Linked DNA regions of Homo sapiens: region 2 is linked to region 1. A link is a loop called in an ENCODE intact Hi-C map of the cell type or tissue named here. Cell type or tissue: HCT116. All regions are shown on one strand.

What was found. Hi-C counts contacts between places; a loop is a spot of excess contacts. Peaks named below come from ENCODE experiments on the same cell type or tissue, not always from the same donor. Only the 100,000 strongest peaks of a DNase experiment are listed, where the experiment ranks them.
Region 2: a loop joins it to region 1, with 2.4 times the contacts of the local background. A loop is called at or near these places in 3 of 110 quality-filtered maps.

What each region holds. Positions count from the first base shown.
Region 1 is chr1:162,353,867-162,361,866 of GRCh38, forward strand. It overlaps NOS1AP (nitric oxide synthase 1 adaptor protein), which reads left to right. Exons shown (of 10, transcript NM_014697.3): 7 at 1,321-1,487; 8 at 3,094-3,270. Among named protein-coding and RNA genes, the nearest start is that of MIR556, 15 kb to the left of the region's middle. RefSeq lists an enhancer at 992-1,492 and a silencer at 3,881-4,103. In HCT116, CTCF peaks have their summits at 3,983 and 4,183; a DNase peak (open chromatin) is centred at 4,025.
Region 2 is chr1:162,558,305-162,566,304 of GRCh38, forward strand. It overlaps UAP1 (UDP-N-acetylglucosamine pyrophosphorylase 1), which reads left to right and starts at 3,418. Exons shown (of 11, transcript NM_001324116.5): 1 at 3,418-3,473; 2 at 7,708-8,000. The coding sequence starts at 7,765. UAP1-DT (UAP1 divergent transcript) reads right to left here and starts at 3,049. Exons shown (of 3, transcript XR_426859.4): 1 at 2,934-3,049; 2 at 2,171-2,348. RefSeq lists silencers at 3,007-3,906, 7,400-7,459. In HCT116, no CTCF peak of the experiment used is centred here; a DNase peak (open chromatin) is centred at 3,167; H3K4me3 peaks cover 2,415 bases; H3K27ac peaks cover 1,308 bases.

The DNA of each region.
Region 1 (8,000 bases):
TAGAAAGCAGGCTGCTCCCTGTGCTCCCCGCCTACTGGCTGACCAAGGGGCAGAAGAGCTTCCCCTTCCCTGCCCCCACTAGCTGCAGTCAGAACCATCTTTTCTGTTAAACGCCTTTGCAGCCCTCCACAGGACTGTCTCCTCAGCTCCTGGAGTAGCCAGGAAGAAAACCAAGCCCACTGTTTACTTTCTAAATGCCAGGCTTGTTTCCCTTGATGACTTGTGTAGGTTTGCATAGGAAAACTTCTTAGAACAATTTGTTCTACAAGGCAAGCACTCAAATGGCCAAGGCCTGGTTGCCTGGGCTAGCTTCAGCACTGGGGCATCAGCTCTGTGTCTCCTGCTTTACATCCACCTGTTCCATTTTATAATTGGTGCGTGGTCTCTGAAAACTCATGAGAAATCTTATTTAAAGACGGCAGTAATTAACCTAATTGCAAATATAGAAAATGAAAATATTTCCTATGAAATGCCCAGGAGTTGTCAGATGTTTTTACAGAATCCCAGAAATAGGATCAAGGAAGGAAGATAAGTAGGAAATAGCAGGGCTTTCATACATTGGTATTAAGCAGTATGCTGTGCCTGTGGTTAAATATTAAGTAAAGACATGGCCATTGTCTTCAGTGGAAAGGAAGAAATGTGGGAAGTAGAAAAATTAGATAAGGAAGCATGGAAAAGCAGCCACCCCATCTCTCTCCTCCTCCCCGTGCCACTTCCTGCAGGCGTCTTCCTGGCTTCTGCTGTTGGTGAGAGGATCAGGCTCTGAGGGCTGGGAGATTGATACTGTGTTAAAATGCAGCCTCACATCTCCCTGCCTTATTCCTCAGTCATGGAACCCTACCTGTCCATCTAACTGAGCTTCTAATTCTGTAGTTAAAGAAACATGGCCCAGAGAGTGAGGGGATTTGCTTCTTGTCCAGCAGTTTATTGGAGGCCCAACCTCCTCATTTCTGGACCCCCGGGCCAGGGCCCTTTCCCTTGACTGCTTCCGTTCCTGAGCTGCGATGACATGGAGATGATCAGCATCCCCTTCTTCCAGTGTACCTTGTCAATATATTCCTGTGAACCTGGCAAAACTTTTACATCCAGGCTTGAGGAAGTATTGCCTTTTTTTCTGGACTTTGAAAAGATACTAAGATGAGAACATCTTACTGGGCTGGAAATGCACTTTAACGTACTTGAGTGAAAAGATGTGTGAAAATGTTACAAAGCCAGTGGCATCCCTAGGCTCAACATGCCTGAAAGCTAAAGTATTAGGAAAGGAGGACTTTGTTCTCGGTGTTTTCATTCTCTTCCCTCCCTCCCCTGTTGTTCCTGCAGGCCGCCAGCTCACTGGAGCCGAGAGGGCCTCCACGGCCACTGCAGAGGAGACTGACATCGATGCGGTGGAGGTCCCACTTCCAGGGAATGATGTCCTGGAATTCAGCCGAGGTGTGACTGATCTAGATGCTGTAGGGAAGGAAGGAGGCTCTCACACAGGCTCCAAGGTAGGCAAGAGATGGCCCATCTGTGTGATCTGCACACGTGTGCCCTCAGGTCATCAGTCACTTCCTAGCCCCTGCCAGCTCAGCTTCCGAGTGAGGCACTCCATGGCACAGTGGCGGTGCCAGAGCGCACTTCATTGCCTTTCAGAAGGTCTGACTTCCAGAGGGTCTGAACACTAGATGCTGCTGCAGGCCAGGATGCTGTGGAGCTGATTCCTGACACACATCGCCCTCCCCAAATCCCACCAATATTTGGTCTCCTACTCCCTGGCACCCTCTTCCCTTAACAGCATCTCATCTTTGCACAGTATTTTGCAAGGCTCACTCTGGCACACACACACACAGACTCCCCTGTGACTTAGCTAGTAGAGCAAAGTCAGTTTGGGCCCGCTCTGCCTGCAGTAGCGGTGGTATACCGTTGGTAATTCCTGTGGATAGCACTTTGGAGTCTGGAAGTTGGCCCACTGGATGTCAGAAACTGAGAGACCACCTTAGTCTTCATCAGCTCTAACCTAACATCATATAGGTGAGATGACTGTGGCATCTGGGGGTTCCTAATGTGATCCAATTAAGAAACTAAGAACTTGAGATCAAATTCCAACCTGAAGCCAAAGCTAATTAAAAATGTTTTAAACCCAGAAGCAAAATTACTGACCAATAGCTCTACCCTTAGATTCCCAGGCGGTTTATATCAGGGCACCTCTCTCTCTTTAACATTCATATCTTATCTCACATGGAGGTTTGGAGGGCAGTTCAGTTCTAAACTAGCTGCCTGACGTTTCCTTTGGAACCAGTTTATCCTCTACAAGTGGAAACAGCCCTGTGTCACTGGGGGCCTTCCTTGTGTATGTCTGAAGAAGTCCCCACAGCAGAACTGCCAGAAACAAAATGTCTTTCCCTGCCATGGAATTCTATGAATCGTAGAAGCCATCTTGGTAAAAATGTCCACAGGAGAGGGAGACAGAAGGAAAGGAGGGAAGGACACAGGAACTTCTTTCATCTAAGAGGATCTCTCCAGATCATTATATATTTTAGGATCCAAACTTCTTTGCCGATGGTTCTCACCAGAGGCAGTGGAGGGCAGGAGGTAGCCCCCTCACATGGCCCCTTCCTCCAGGACCCAGCTCCACGCTTCTCCCAACAAGGGAGAAGGAACATCTCAGACCCTGGAGGAGGGAGCCCTAAGGACACAGCAGAGTAGAGGATTGAAGCTGGGTCCTTCCTGTTATCATGGTAGGGTGGATGGAAGCTACGTTTTCCTAAAATAGATTCTTCTAAGTCTAGAACCTCAAGGAACTCAGTGACAGGGTATCATTGGAAGTGGTGGGCAAGAGATGGAGCAGTATCAGCCATCAGTCTCCCATCGGGGTCAGTTACCGAGGTGTCCCCCTAGTCCCCCTACGATTTTCTGACTGTGTGGTATCAGCCCAGGCAGCTACACCATTTCCTTTCTGGGCCTCTACTCCCATTTCCATTGAAGATATAGTGCTGTCAGCTTATGGGTTGTAAGTGTGCCAATTTGCTCCTCCTGAGTGCATGCCAAAGAGAGGGAGGCCCCTCAAGATGGCTCCTGCCACATGTCATGTCCTGTCTTCTCCTTCTCCTCCAGGTTTCGCACCCCCAGGAGCCCATGCTGACAGCCTCACCCAGGATGCTGCTCCCTTCTTCTTCCTCGAAGCCTCCAGGCCTGGGCACAGAGACACCGCTGTCCACTCACCACCAGATGCAGCTCCTCCAGCAGCTCCTCCAGCAGCAGCAGCAGCAGACACAAGTGGCTGTGGCCCAGGTTCTCCTCAGCCTCCTCCCTACTTCGCAGGCTCCACTCTCATGGGCTTGATGCACCTTCCCTAGCGAGGGGCTCAGGGCAGGTTTAAAATCTAGGGAGTCATAAGGAATCGCTCATGCTATTGGATCATTGCTTGTTGGGGAGTGGGGGCAGCGGGAGGGGGATAGATGGGGGATGCAGTTGAAATGGAGAGGCACATTTTGGTTTCCCATGTATCCCCTGCTCTGAGCTGGGCTTGGCTGGCTTGGCTGAATGTTGTTAATGACTTGAACTGACCAAGGGAAAAGATGCACACAATTCCACCCTTCCTTTCCTGCCTTACTTTCCTGATATTTGGGGTGGAAAGTGATGCCTTTGGAGTCAGAACAGTTGTGGCTTTATGATACCACTCTTAAAACAGCTTAAAGTATGAATTTGTGCCAAACACTGTTGTAAAAAGATTACTACCCTAGCATCCCAGTCTCCGTGTCTATAACAGGTTTCCCAGCCTTCATTACGATCTACTTATTCCAGGCAGTATTTGATTGGAATTCATTATTGTAGGATTTAACTTACAGGAATTTAGGTGTATTATTTGAGCCATAATGAAAAGAATTGGCTTAGATCTCAGAATCAAGGTGGTGTTTGTACCCCAAAAAACTTGTTCGGGGGCTGCTACATTATAGGGGAGGGTGAGCTGATTTCCCTTGCTGCTTTCAGCAGGGATTCTTCTTGTTTGCTTTCTATAGAGGGCGCTGTAGTCCACATCTTTCTTGGGAAGTCTGAGCTCCCTCTCTACCACCAGCACTCAGGGAATGGTGAAGACATTCATTCATACCCAAGGCTGAATCCTGAGGCGAGAGGCAGGGTCAGGGCCTGATGAGTGCATGAAGATCTTAGGAGACGGGGCAGTTGGGGCTTGGAAGAATTGGTAAAGGATCTGGAAAGGCAGCCTGCATCAACATTCTAAATCTGCTTGACCAGACTGTTGACCACTTAGGTTTTCTGCATTCTAGAATGGCGGGGAGCAGACTTCTCCAGGGAGCACTTATTGCTCTCTGTTATGTCTTCTGCTTACTCTTGTCCTGGCTCTTGAGTGGACTGAATCATCCAGCCAGAGATATCCTTTCCACCTTTCCACCTTGAGGAGGCATCCGGCGTCCTGGCCATAACAGGATCTGCTATGACTCAGGGTTTGAAGAAGACCTTCTTGTAACACGGTCTCTCCTGACCTGGGCCTGAGATGCAAGGCTCATGGATGACTTTTGCAGCCAGGTTTCAGGAGAGTAGAGTCAATGGGACACAGCTCTCAAGTTATCGGAGTCTTTTTAAAAAGTCTTACCATGAAACAAAAGGATATCTCGTGATGCTAGGAGGATTTGCAGGTGTTCCCAAAACAGCAACAGAGAGGGGGAATGTCATTAATGGCTTCTTATATTTGGAGAAAAAAAATCATTTCTCTTTGTCAAATAAAAGAATCCATCTCCTGTAGTTAATGATGGCACAGCAGTCTGAGAATCCCCTCCCTAGTGTGACAGTTGACAGGAGCACAAAGACTAAGCACTGCAGCACGGGTCCATTCTCAGACTCATTTCATTTCCACAAGTTTCCCATTGAATACAGAACATAATACTTTTATTTTGCAGCGTATCAATTGCCAAGTAATTATTATTTATCTAAGAGTGGGCTTGATGCATATTCATGATATGATTTTATCAGGGAGGCATTTGAATTCGAAGTCACTGCTAAGTACTAGAGAGAAACTATTTGCAAATGTGTAATCCACACAATAGTGTTGTGGCGGTGGAAGGAAGCATTCAATCTCCAAAGCAACAAGACATGTAACTTATCACAGGTCTACTACAGTCAGGATGAAACCTTAAGAGTAGTTTTCTGGTATAGAATCAATTGTCAGTCTCCATGGGAAATCCTGCCCTGGCCCTGTTTTAATTGTGTCTCTCCTAGAAGACAATGAATCTAGGGGAAGGAAAGGGTGTGGTATTAGAGATTTGCTTCATGAGCCTCTCTCGGTTCCACATGTCCACAGGCTGAGCACCCTTAGCCTCTCACTCACTTGGAATCTGTTGAATATAGTTGCCCTGCTTGACTCTCAATACAAGCAGTGTGGTGATCAAAAGGCCACCATACTGCATCTGTGTCCCACATTTGTGAGATGACTTTAGGGAGAGTCTTAGGCTTCCAAAATCATCAGATAGGACGTTGGGGTCATCTGATAGGTTCTTGAACATACTCCTGTACCTCTGTCTGCCATGCCCATCTGTCTCTGACTACCTTCTTTCTGTTCGCATCTTGCTTTTGCTGTCCAGGACCACAGCAGGGATATTGTACATTTCAGCTGGCTTTCAGCTCTCCTGTCCTGCAGACGGATTCGGTCCTAAACTGACCTTCAGTTAGAGGTTTCTCCGCACACTGTTCATTCTTCCACTTTCTTTGTAGTGTTTAATTCAAGGGCTTTTTTACTAGTGTCTATATCCTTGGGTAAAAACAATTACGTAAGATGTAGCTGGATTAATAGGTGGGTCTTCTTGGCATCTTTCACACATTTGAAATAGACCAAGTATAGCAAGCTTGGTTTCTCTACGCGGGGGGGGGCTGATTTCAGTTTCCAGCACGAGGTCAGCTCTTACTTGTTCTGTCAGACTCTATTGCCACCAAACTGCAAGGCTTCTGTCTGTCTTTATTAAACTACCAGCAGTCCCCAGAATTCCAGTGAGTAAAACTATGACCTCAGCCTTTCAGGTGGGAATAGTTTCCTTCTCTCGGAGAGCATCCAAATCCTCCTATGTTGTTCCTGGATAAAAATCTAAGGATAAAGACAGTTTCTTGCAGACAAGTGTACCCTTGATGTCACTTGTTGCACTATTTATGTCGTCCCCCCCCCACCACCCCCATTTCTTCCCACAGACTAGTCTAGTTCTGCTGTTGCCATGGGGACCAGGCTTAGGTTTCCTTCACAGTGTCCTGATTTGGTCTAAGACCGCAAGACCTCTCCCAGCCTCACCCTAAATTGGTTCTGAGCTGGTCTCAAAGGGGCCCGCCCTGACCTTAAAGGTATATGGGCAAAGGTGGTATTCAACCAACTCTTAAGTATTTCCGGGTTAGACCTCAGTGGGTAAGTAGTGAATACCCAAGTCCCTCTGACCGCTCTTCCGACCCAGCATGAGGCTTGCCTGGCTGCACTAGCTTCCTGCTTTTAGGTGGACCAGAAGTTCAAGGGTGTGAATGAGAGTATAGCTAAGCCTCGAAGCGAAGCTGGGATGTAGCTGGCACCTGCATGGCCATGGGCTGGGCCGACATAGTCTCAGAACTGATCTGGGCACTGTGGCTGATTGGCAAGTGTTAAGTAGGCCAGGTCTATTCACAGTTTGCCAATTCCCAGCCTTTTTCCTGAGGAAAGTGTTAGTACAGTTCAGTATTGCTATTTAAAGATTTCTCCTCTACCTGCTGCCACTTCTGTTTGTTCAGGAACAAGGAATTGGTTATTTATGCTTCGCAATCATGTATGCTGTAGTTAGAGGAACAGTGCTAACAAAACTCCGCATCCCCACCCCAGGCCCTCTATTTAGCATATGTCCCTGTGGCTTCTCCCAGTCCCCAGCACGCTGGCATGCACTGCCCAAGTCCCTGCCATGTGCATGCTGAGACAGCGGCGCCTGCCTCTGCTTCTGTGTCCAGTGTGTGGTGGGGCAAATTGCTCTGGTTCTCTCCACTGCCATTTCCATGTGCCTGCTACTCCCTAACTTCAGCCTGGCCCTGCCCTCACTTCTGATGGAGGAGCTGGAGTCCAGGCAAGTAAGCTGGAGAGTGAGGGCGCCAATGGTCTGGTGTGGCTGGGTGGGTTGAGGGTGGGTTTCAGAGTTTGGGAAAGCAGTGTAGAGCTGGAGGGTGCAGGGCTGAACTTTTGTGTGTCATGATGAGGCCAGAGTGCAGAGCTGGACATCTGAGCCCTGGCACTCGGGACGTGGCCGTAGTGTCACATCACTCTGTGCCACATCACTGACTTAGTATGTAAGTACAACATTCATTGCCAAAGACAACACAGTTCTGCAAAGGAGACACTAATTTGTACCTTTCCAGAAAGAAATATGGTCTACTTTTACAAAAGGGGCTTAATTCTTTGAAAGAAAAGCATGCTAAATACAAAAAAAAAATCCCATCTGGTGGGGAGGAGGTGGTGCTCTCTGCCCCTGTTGTATGAATGGGGAAACAAAGCACAGAGGGCTGTAGCAGACTGCCCAAACCAAGGTTTCACGTAACGCTGCCTCGTTTCAGTGCTTCAAGTTCGAGCCTACATAGTTATAAAATGCTGCACCTCAAAGTTAAAAGAAGTCCAGGCTATTTTGTCTCAGTATGGCCTGGTTTGGGTTCTCCTGCAGCACAGCCTGCCACAGCTTGAGGTTTGAGCCTTATGCCCAGTACCACTTTTGACAGCTGCAGAAGCAGAGGGCTCATTAGTGCTGGCTCAGGCAGTAGCAGCAGTGGGTGCTCACATATTCACAGGACTTGAAAATACCTGAAATAGTGTAACTGGGTTTACAGAGGTAAAACTCTTATTTAATCTGGTACAAGGAGCATTTTCTCATGGCACTTGGTGCCAATGGATCTGCGATGGGAAGCATTTGAGTCAAAGGTCTTCTTCTAGGTATTGCTGGTACTCCACCATTGAACTTGGGTACCTGCAAAAAAAGCTTTCAATTTTTTTCCTGGCTTCTGTAAGAGGGGACTTTTCC
Region 2 (8,000 bases), 200 kb after region 1:
CGCCTTGGCCTCCCAAAGTGTTGGGCTTACAGGCGTAAGCCATTGCTCCTCATCTTTCTGAGCCATTTAAGAATTACAGACATCATATTCTTTTACCCCTAAATATTTTAGTATGTCTTTCCTAGGAACATAAACATTCTTTTACATAACCACAGCACAATGACCAAAATCAATTTATTTAGTCATTTGTTCATATCCGCAACACACATGAAATAGCTCCAGAATTTTTTCATTTGATCAAATATCTTGTGTGGCTTTTAGGCATCTTTTATAACTCTCCTTACACAGATTTTGCACATTTTGCGCTAAATTTATACTTAATTTTTTTTGTTGCTGTTATAAATGGGATTTTCTCCACCATCGTGTCTTCTAAATGTTATAATGTGTGTATATGAGAGCTATTGATTTCTATATGTTCATTTTATAACTTGCTACCTTACTGATATGGTTTGTCTCTGTGTCCCCACCCAAATCTCACCTTGAATTGTAATAATCTTCATGTGTCAAGGGCCAGACCAGGTGGAGATAATTGAATCACTGGCGTGGTTTCTGCCATAGTGTTCTCGTGATAGTGAGTTCTCATTAGATCTGTTTTTTTTTTTTTTTTTTTGAGACAGTCTCGCTCTGTCATCCAGGCTGGAGTGCAGTGGTGAAATCTAGGCTCACTGCAACCTCCGCCTCCCAGGTTTAAGCGATTCTCCTGCCTCAACCTCCTAAGTAGCTGGGACTACAGGTGCGTGCCACCACACCCAGCTAATTTTTGTATTTTTAATAGAGACAGGGTTTCACTATGTTGGCCAGGCTGATCTCAAACTCTTGACCTCGTGATTTGCCCGCCTCAGCCTCCAAAGTGCTGGGATTACAGGCGTGAGCCACCGCGCCTGGCAGATATGATGGTTTTGTAAGGGGCTTCCCCCTTTGCTCAGCACTCATTCTCTCTCCTGCTGCCCTGTGAAGAGGTGCCTTCCACCAGGATAGTAAGTTGCCTGAGGCCTCTGCAGCCATGCAGAACTGTGAGTCAATTAAACCTCTTTTCTTTATAAATTACCCAGTCTTGGGTATCTCTTGATAGCAGTGTGAAAACGGACTAATACACTAACCAAAATTTTTCTGTGGTTTGTTAGTCTTATTGTTGACTCTCAAGGGCTTTCCAGGTATTCTCTCTTGTCATTTGCAAGTCGAAGTAGTTTTATGACTTTTTAAAATTCTTAAAAAATAATTTTTTAATTCTTATATATTTTTTCTAATTTATAAGCCTCTTAGGATTTCTGTTGTCTAACTTCATTAGCTGATACCTTTGGTGTAATGTCAAAAAATCATAGGTAGTGTGAACATCGTTGCCTTGTTTTCTTCAATCAGCTCTTAAAAGACCATGTATATAAAAAGTATTTCGAAGGACAGAAATAACTCTAGTGTTAGACATTTCTGGACATTTAGCTGGCAAGATGAGATTATGGCCCCTCTTATGCCTAGTAACCAGAATAACAAACAAATGAAACTTCAGCAAAAAAGGGTAAAAGTACAAATGTGATTTTATAGTAGTTCATTAAAAACATTGAGCTGGACCTCAGTTCTATCTTTTTTCTTTAAAGGATTGCTAACTAATAATTTTGCTCTTTACTCAGTCATTCATCTATGACTTATAGAATGCCTATAATATTCCAGACATTATCTTAGGTTCTTTCTCATTTTTTACTATACCCATGTGAAATAGGTATTAGCTTCATTTCATAAAAGGACATTGGAGTTTGGAGTGGTTAAATGACTTACCCAAAGTCACACAGTTAGTAAGCGTAGACTGATTTTGAATCTGGGTCTCCTAGTTTGAATTAATAAGTGCTCAATAATAAATAATAACTAAAGGTTATTTAGTGTTTACTGTTTTACATACTTCATTTATATCGATTGGTTTAATACAACCACCAAATGGCATTTTCATCTTTATTGTCTGTTTTTTATAGATGAGAAAACTGATAGCACAAGTAGCTTGCCAAAGATCACAAGCAATAAAGCTGAAATTGTCTTCAGATCCCATGATTAAGAAACCAATCACTACACTATAAACCAATCACTACACTATTCTTCTTTCAAAGAAACGAAGGAAGTTCTAGGATCATGAGAGATGGAGAGTATTCAATCTCCTGAATGTAAATCTACCAGCATTACTTACCAAGTTTAAGTTTTTCTGTTGTTACTTGAGGCAGTGGGTGATTATGCAATTGGTAAAGGGAATGAAAAGGCCTTTGCACCCAAGAAAGTAGAAGAAAGGCGCCTGAATCTCTTTATGATAGGTGGTATGTTAAATCTAGGTATTTTCGTATTTCAACATATTCCACTTCTTGCAAAAGCTGCAAAATGCAACACAACTTTAAATGTAAACATAGCTTCCAAGGGCACAGTGCTGAACATATAATAACCTGTGTGTGCACACCCACACTAGGTTATGTAACAGGACTGTAAACACTGGTCCTGGAATGGCCTGGGAGGTCATCTAGGTCCTCCACCATCTTTCTGCAGAGTACTGAGGCCTAGCGACGTTAAGTCTGCAAACTCACAAAGATGACCCCGGGCTTATACTACCTTAGGTTACCTACTACCTTTGCTTGCATTTCCTCTCTCCTTTCCTGTCTGTTTGTGCAAAAGAAAAAAGGCCTGGCTTCGCCTTCTTGGGAGCCAAAACACAACCAAACAGAGAGCGAGTTTGGAGCCCGGCCAGGCATCTTGTGAACTGCACACAAAATAACTAGCCCAAGGTCAGAGAGCGCGCCAGGCCCGCCCTGAAAGTTTCTCCGCAGGAAAATCCACCGCCCTTTCCCAACCACCCGCGTGGGTGGCTCGGAAATCCGCCACCCTGGGGACACAGCTCCCTGCCCATCTCTGTGGCCCGCTTGTGCCCCGTGCCGCTGGGCCGACTAAGAGCCTCGGGCTCGCACCTCCCAGTACAACCTAGGGACGTCAGGGGTCCTGGGACCCACGAGCCGCTCTCTGCCGGCCGGCTCCTGGCCCCTCCTAGCAGACCCAACCGACATCCTTCACCCTCAGTTAGTGCGCAGGAGGGACCGGGACGCCAGCCGACTGCGCTCCAGAACTATTCCCATTGGGCCAGAGAATGAGTGACGCACTAGGCCCCGCCCCGGCCCGGTGGGTTACTCCTTTCATGCCCGGCCCCCATCCCTAGCCCCGCCCCGGCGCCCCGGGCCGCGGCCGCCTCCGCGTCCGCGTCGTCGTCTGTGCTCCCGGCGCTGACGTGTCTGGGCGGTCGGCTTCCACTCCTTCAGGCGTCGGCAGCCACTAGTCGTGGCGAGAGGGGCGGGGTGGCCGGGGCTGGCGCTCCACTTGGCCCCCGCTCCCGGCCCGCCCCGCCGCCGCGGCCCCCCGGATGAGGGTATATATTCGGAGCGAGCGCGGGACGCCGATGAGTGGCCGCGCGGAAGGAGCTGGAGACGGTCGTAGCTGCGGTCGCGCCGAGAAAGGTGAGGGGCTCCCAGCCCAGCGAGGAGACGGCGGGGCTCGGGACCCGGGCGGGCGGAGGGCCTGGCCCCACCGCACACACGGCCACGCGCTCAGACGTGGACACGCGTCGCACGAACGTGCACAGCGCGGGCAGCCGAGCACACGCCGAGGAGCCTCCCGCTCGCCCGCAGACACACACCCCAGCCCGTGCGCCCCGCAGTCGCACCCCATCCTCCGCCACCCCGCGAGAGGGTGTGTGGGCTGGGCAGCCGGGTGGATGGCGGGGCCAGGGATGGAATGAGCGCGCCCCAGATGGACTGGGGGCGTTGTGGGAGGAGGTCTGGGCCAGTGTCTGAGTCCGAGGGGGTCGTGTAGGCGTGTGGGGTTGGGAGTGGGGCCTCTCCCGGGTGGGCAGTAGAGACCTCGAGGCTCTCAGGCTAGGGCCTTGTGGACAGTTATACCAAGTGTGGGGGCCTGTAGTGGGACAGGAGATCGTTGGCACTGTCAGGTGGAAGCGAGTTGGTGTGTCTTGAATATATGAGGAAAAGATTTGAGAGGTCTGACAAAGACAGGGGATACATTTGGAGGACAGGACAGTGGGACAAAACCTGTTTGCTTGCCACTTTTTTCTTTCTTTTTTTTGGTTTGGTTTGCCATGATACTGGTAGTGAGAGAGAATTGAAATTTCTGGGTTTCCCCTCTCTTGGCCAAGCAGAAGGATGGTATTGGAGGGCTGAGCACACGTATGCTGAACATATGGCTGCTTGAACTTTGGCCTGTCGCTGTGCTACACTTACTTCTACATGGTTTATGAAATCTGAAATCAGGTAATAGGATTATGATCATATGTGTGTGTCATTTGGTATTGCAAAAGTTTAAGGACTTTTAGGTGAAATTCACTGGGTGTGGATCCAAGAGTTCGCCGGAAACTCAAGGCAGTTGTCTATTCCTTCACGGTTAGTCAGTTGGCTCACTTAGCTGGAGCAAAGAAAGACTTCATAGGCTGTGCTGCCAAGCATTTATAGGATTCAGTTGGTGGTTATGTCTCAACTCTGATACTGTTTTTCAAAAGCTTTAAGAGGTTTACTTATTCATTTCGAGGGCATACGTATACCAGCAGAGATAGGGGCTGGGTGGGGGAAGCCAGAAAAGGAGGGAGAAATACTGGATTTCTTTAATACTGGTATTTAAATTCTAATAAAAATATATTTGATAATGGTAGATTATTACCAAATTTTTCATATATTTTGATGCAGATGGATTAGGCTGTGGGCATGTACCAAGTTTTGTCATAATTTCTCGAGCAGATTTTCAACTTTTTCAGATTTCGGTTGTCAAAATAAAAATCCATATCTTTTAACTCTTCTGTTAATTGCTGCTTACCATTACACGTGCCTCTAAACATCGTTAATGGGAAACATGCTACTATTTTTGTGGCATGAAGGTGCTTATATCTGCCTCAAATAAATATAATAGATGAATTGTGCTTGTCCAAAACTCAAGTATGGTCGTTACATTATGAACATTATACAACATGTAGATGAACACATGTTACCAGTGGTTTACGCCCAGATATCAAAGTTTAACCTATGAGGTACCCTTTTTTTTTTTATTTTTATTTTTTGAGACGGAGAGTCTCACTCTGTCGCCAGGCTGGAGTTCAGTGGCGTGATGTCGGCTTACTACAACCTCCGCCTCCCCGGTTCAGGCGATTCTCCTGCCTCAGCCTCCTGAGTAGCTGGGACTACAGGCGCGTGCCACCATGCCCAGCTAATTTTTGTATTTTTAGTGGAGATGGGGTTTCACCATGTTGGCCAGAATGGTCTCCATCTCTTGACCTCATGATCCGCCCGCCTCGGCCTCCCAAAGTACTGGAATTACAGGCGTGAGCCACCGCGCCCGGCCCTATGAGGTATCTTATTTGCATGGATTCATTTTCCCAAGTGTCTGAAGGTGGAGGAGTATCTAATGATCTTTTAGGAAAAGTTTGGTTTATATCTTAAAATGTTATAGTAATATGTTTGTGTATGCCTTTTATCAGACAGAGCACTCTTTACTCTTGACTATCTTGAAGGCATGTGAGAAAGGTTGGTTGTCTTATATTCATGAGGAAATCTATGCACAGGGAGGTAAAATGATTGCATAGAATCAAATGATAGAGAAGGACCAAGAACAGGGACTTCCTATTCTTTGGTTATCTGGTTCCTTGCTGATCTTCCTACTACAATGTACTCCCTTAAATCAGAGGCAAAGCAGCAGCATAAATAAGGTCTTGGGAAAGACTACATTCCTTGGAAAATAATTTAATATAAATCTGTTCCTCTCAAGTGTCTTTTTTAATGTGATTTTTTAAAATTAAAAAATAATAGCATCATGACTCTTGAAACCTATATAAATCAATAGGAATGCCTTTTAATACCATAATGAACATTGAAAGCTGAGTGTTGTTATTACCACCTCAGGGAACACACAGATGTAGGTTCTCTAGACCTGAGCTTGTAAATGGAGTTTGATGTTTAATGATCCTGGTGAGGTAGATACTATTATTAATCTCATTTTACAGATAAGGTAACCGAGGCATGGGGAAATTAAGTGGCTCAGCTTAGCCTAGAATTGTGCTCTGAACTACCATGTGTATTACTTTTCACTGTTCTTATAGGAAGAGAAGATAAGTGTCTTTAGAACCTACTTTTAACCTCTGTCTCTCACATCGAAGCAATTATAATGCAGTGATGATTCTTTACAGTGACCCTCAAATTTATTCCTTTCACTCTCATTTTCTCTGCCACTAATCTGGTTCAGACCTTTGGTATTTCATACCTGCAGTTGTCTTTTAACTTCTTTTCCTGCTTCTAGTTGTCCCTCCTTACAATCTATTGTATCCATTGCTCCTTTCTCTCATCTCTTTAAAGCATGGTAACACTGCCCTGTTTGAGAATCTACTGTTCGCTTTCTATTACTTATTCTCTGAAGTCTAAATTCTTTTGGTTAGTTTTCAGGCTTTTCATGATCTAGCCCTACCCCAGGCCATTTTATATCATTTGTCATACGTTAACCTTCTTACTGCTTTCCATCCCACACGTGCTTGCTCATCATGGCCACCAGGCTCTGCTTGTTTCCTAATCTTTTATTTTTTTGAGATAGAATTTCCTGTTGCTGAGGCTGGAGTGACATGATTACGCCTCATTGTAGCCTCGACCTTCCGAATTCAGGTGTTCCTCCCACCTCAGCCTTCCAAGTAGCTGGGACTACAGGCATATGTTACCACATCTGGCTAATTTTTGTGTTTTTTGTAGGGGTGGGGTTTTGCCATGTTGCCCAGGTTGGTCTTGAACTCCTGAGCCCAGGCCTGTGCTGGGATTACAGGTGTGAGCTACCATGCCTGGCCTCTAATCTTATCTATGTAGTCTGCCCAACCCTTAACACATGGCTAGATTGTGCCTGTTTGTGAACTTTCTAGACAGCACCTATCTCCTGTTGCATTTGTCTGTATTGGGCAAGTAGATTAAATATTTCCCCATTTTCTTATTTTTTAGCACTATGAAGTTTAACATTTTACTATATTATCACAGAATATAGCTCTTTAGAAAACATTTGTCTTATTCACTGATTGTTATATGTGTATTGCTTGTCTCTTTAAGGAGGATCCAAGTTTTTAATGAGTAGAGAAAATAGATGTGTTATTGCTTCTTTGCAGAAGTTGCTAATGAAATGAAATGTATTTTTCCTTATTATAGGTTGTTCTGTCTTCCTGAATATTTCATTATACTGACTACAACAACACATGATAGTATTTCTATCATTAGAGATACAAGGAAAACATTTAAATATTAAGCAGTCAGGTGTTCTTTCAGTGGTAGCTTAGTGGTCAGAGGACTAATACAGAGACAACTAAGTGTGGTAGAGAGTGTGAACCATGTCATCAGGCTGCCTGGGTTCCTGTCCCAGCTCCACTCACTGGTTAGGTTACTTAGCCTCTCTGCCTGTCTTCTCAGCTGTAAAAGAGTGGTAATAATAGTGCCTATGCCATAGTGTTGTTGAAAATTAAACAAGACCATGAAGGTAAAGTACTTAGAAGTGCCTGGTACATATTATTGTCTTACAGGTTTGATCTCTTACAAATATTGAGTGATGGAAAAGCAGAAGTTAATTTTTTTAACATCGTTTTGAAATATTCTTATTTTTAGAGGGGAAAAAAGCCCTCAATTTTGGAGGTTGGATTTTGACATGCCATTAATTACTTTTCTCTTTTAGGTTTACAGGTACATACATTACACCCCTATTTCTACAAAGCTTGGCTATTAGAGCATTATGAACATTAATGACCTCAAACTCACGTTGTCCAAAGCTGGGCAAGAGCACCTACTACGTTTCTGGAATGAGCTTGAAGAAGCCCAACAGGTAGAACTTTATGCAGAGCTCCAGGCCATGAACTTTGAGGAGCTGAACTTCTTTTTCCAAAAGGCCATTGAAGGTTTTAACCAGTCTTCTCACCAAAAGAATGTGGATGCACGAATGGAACCTGTGCCTCGAGAGGTATTAGGCAG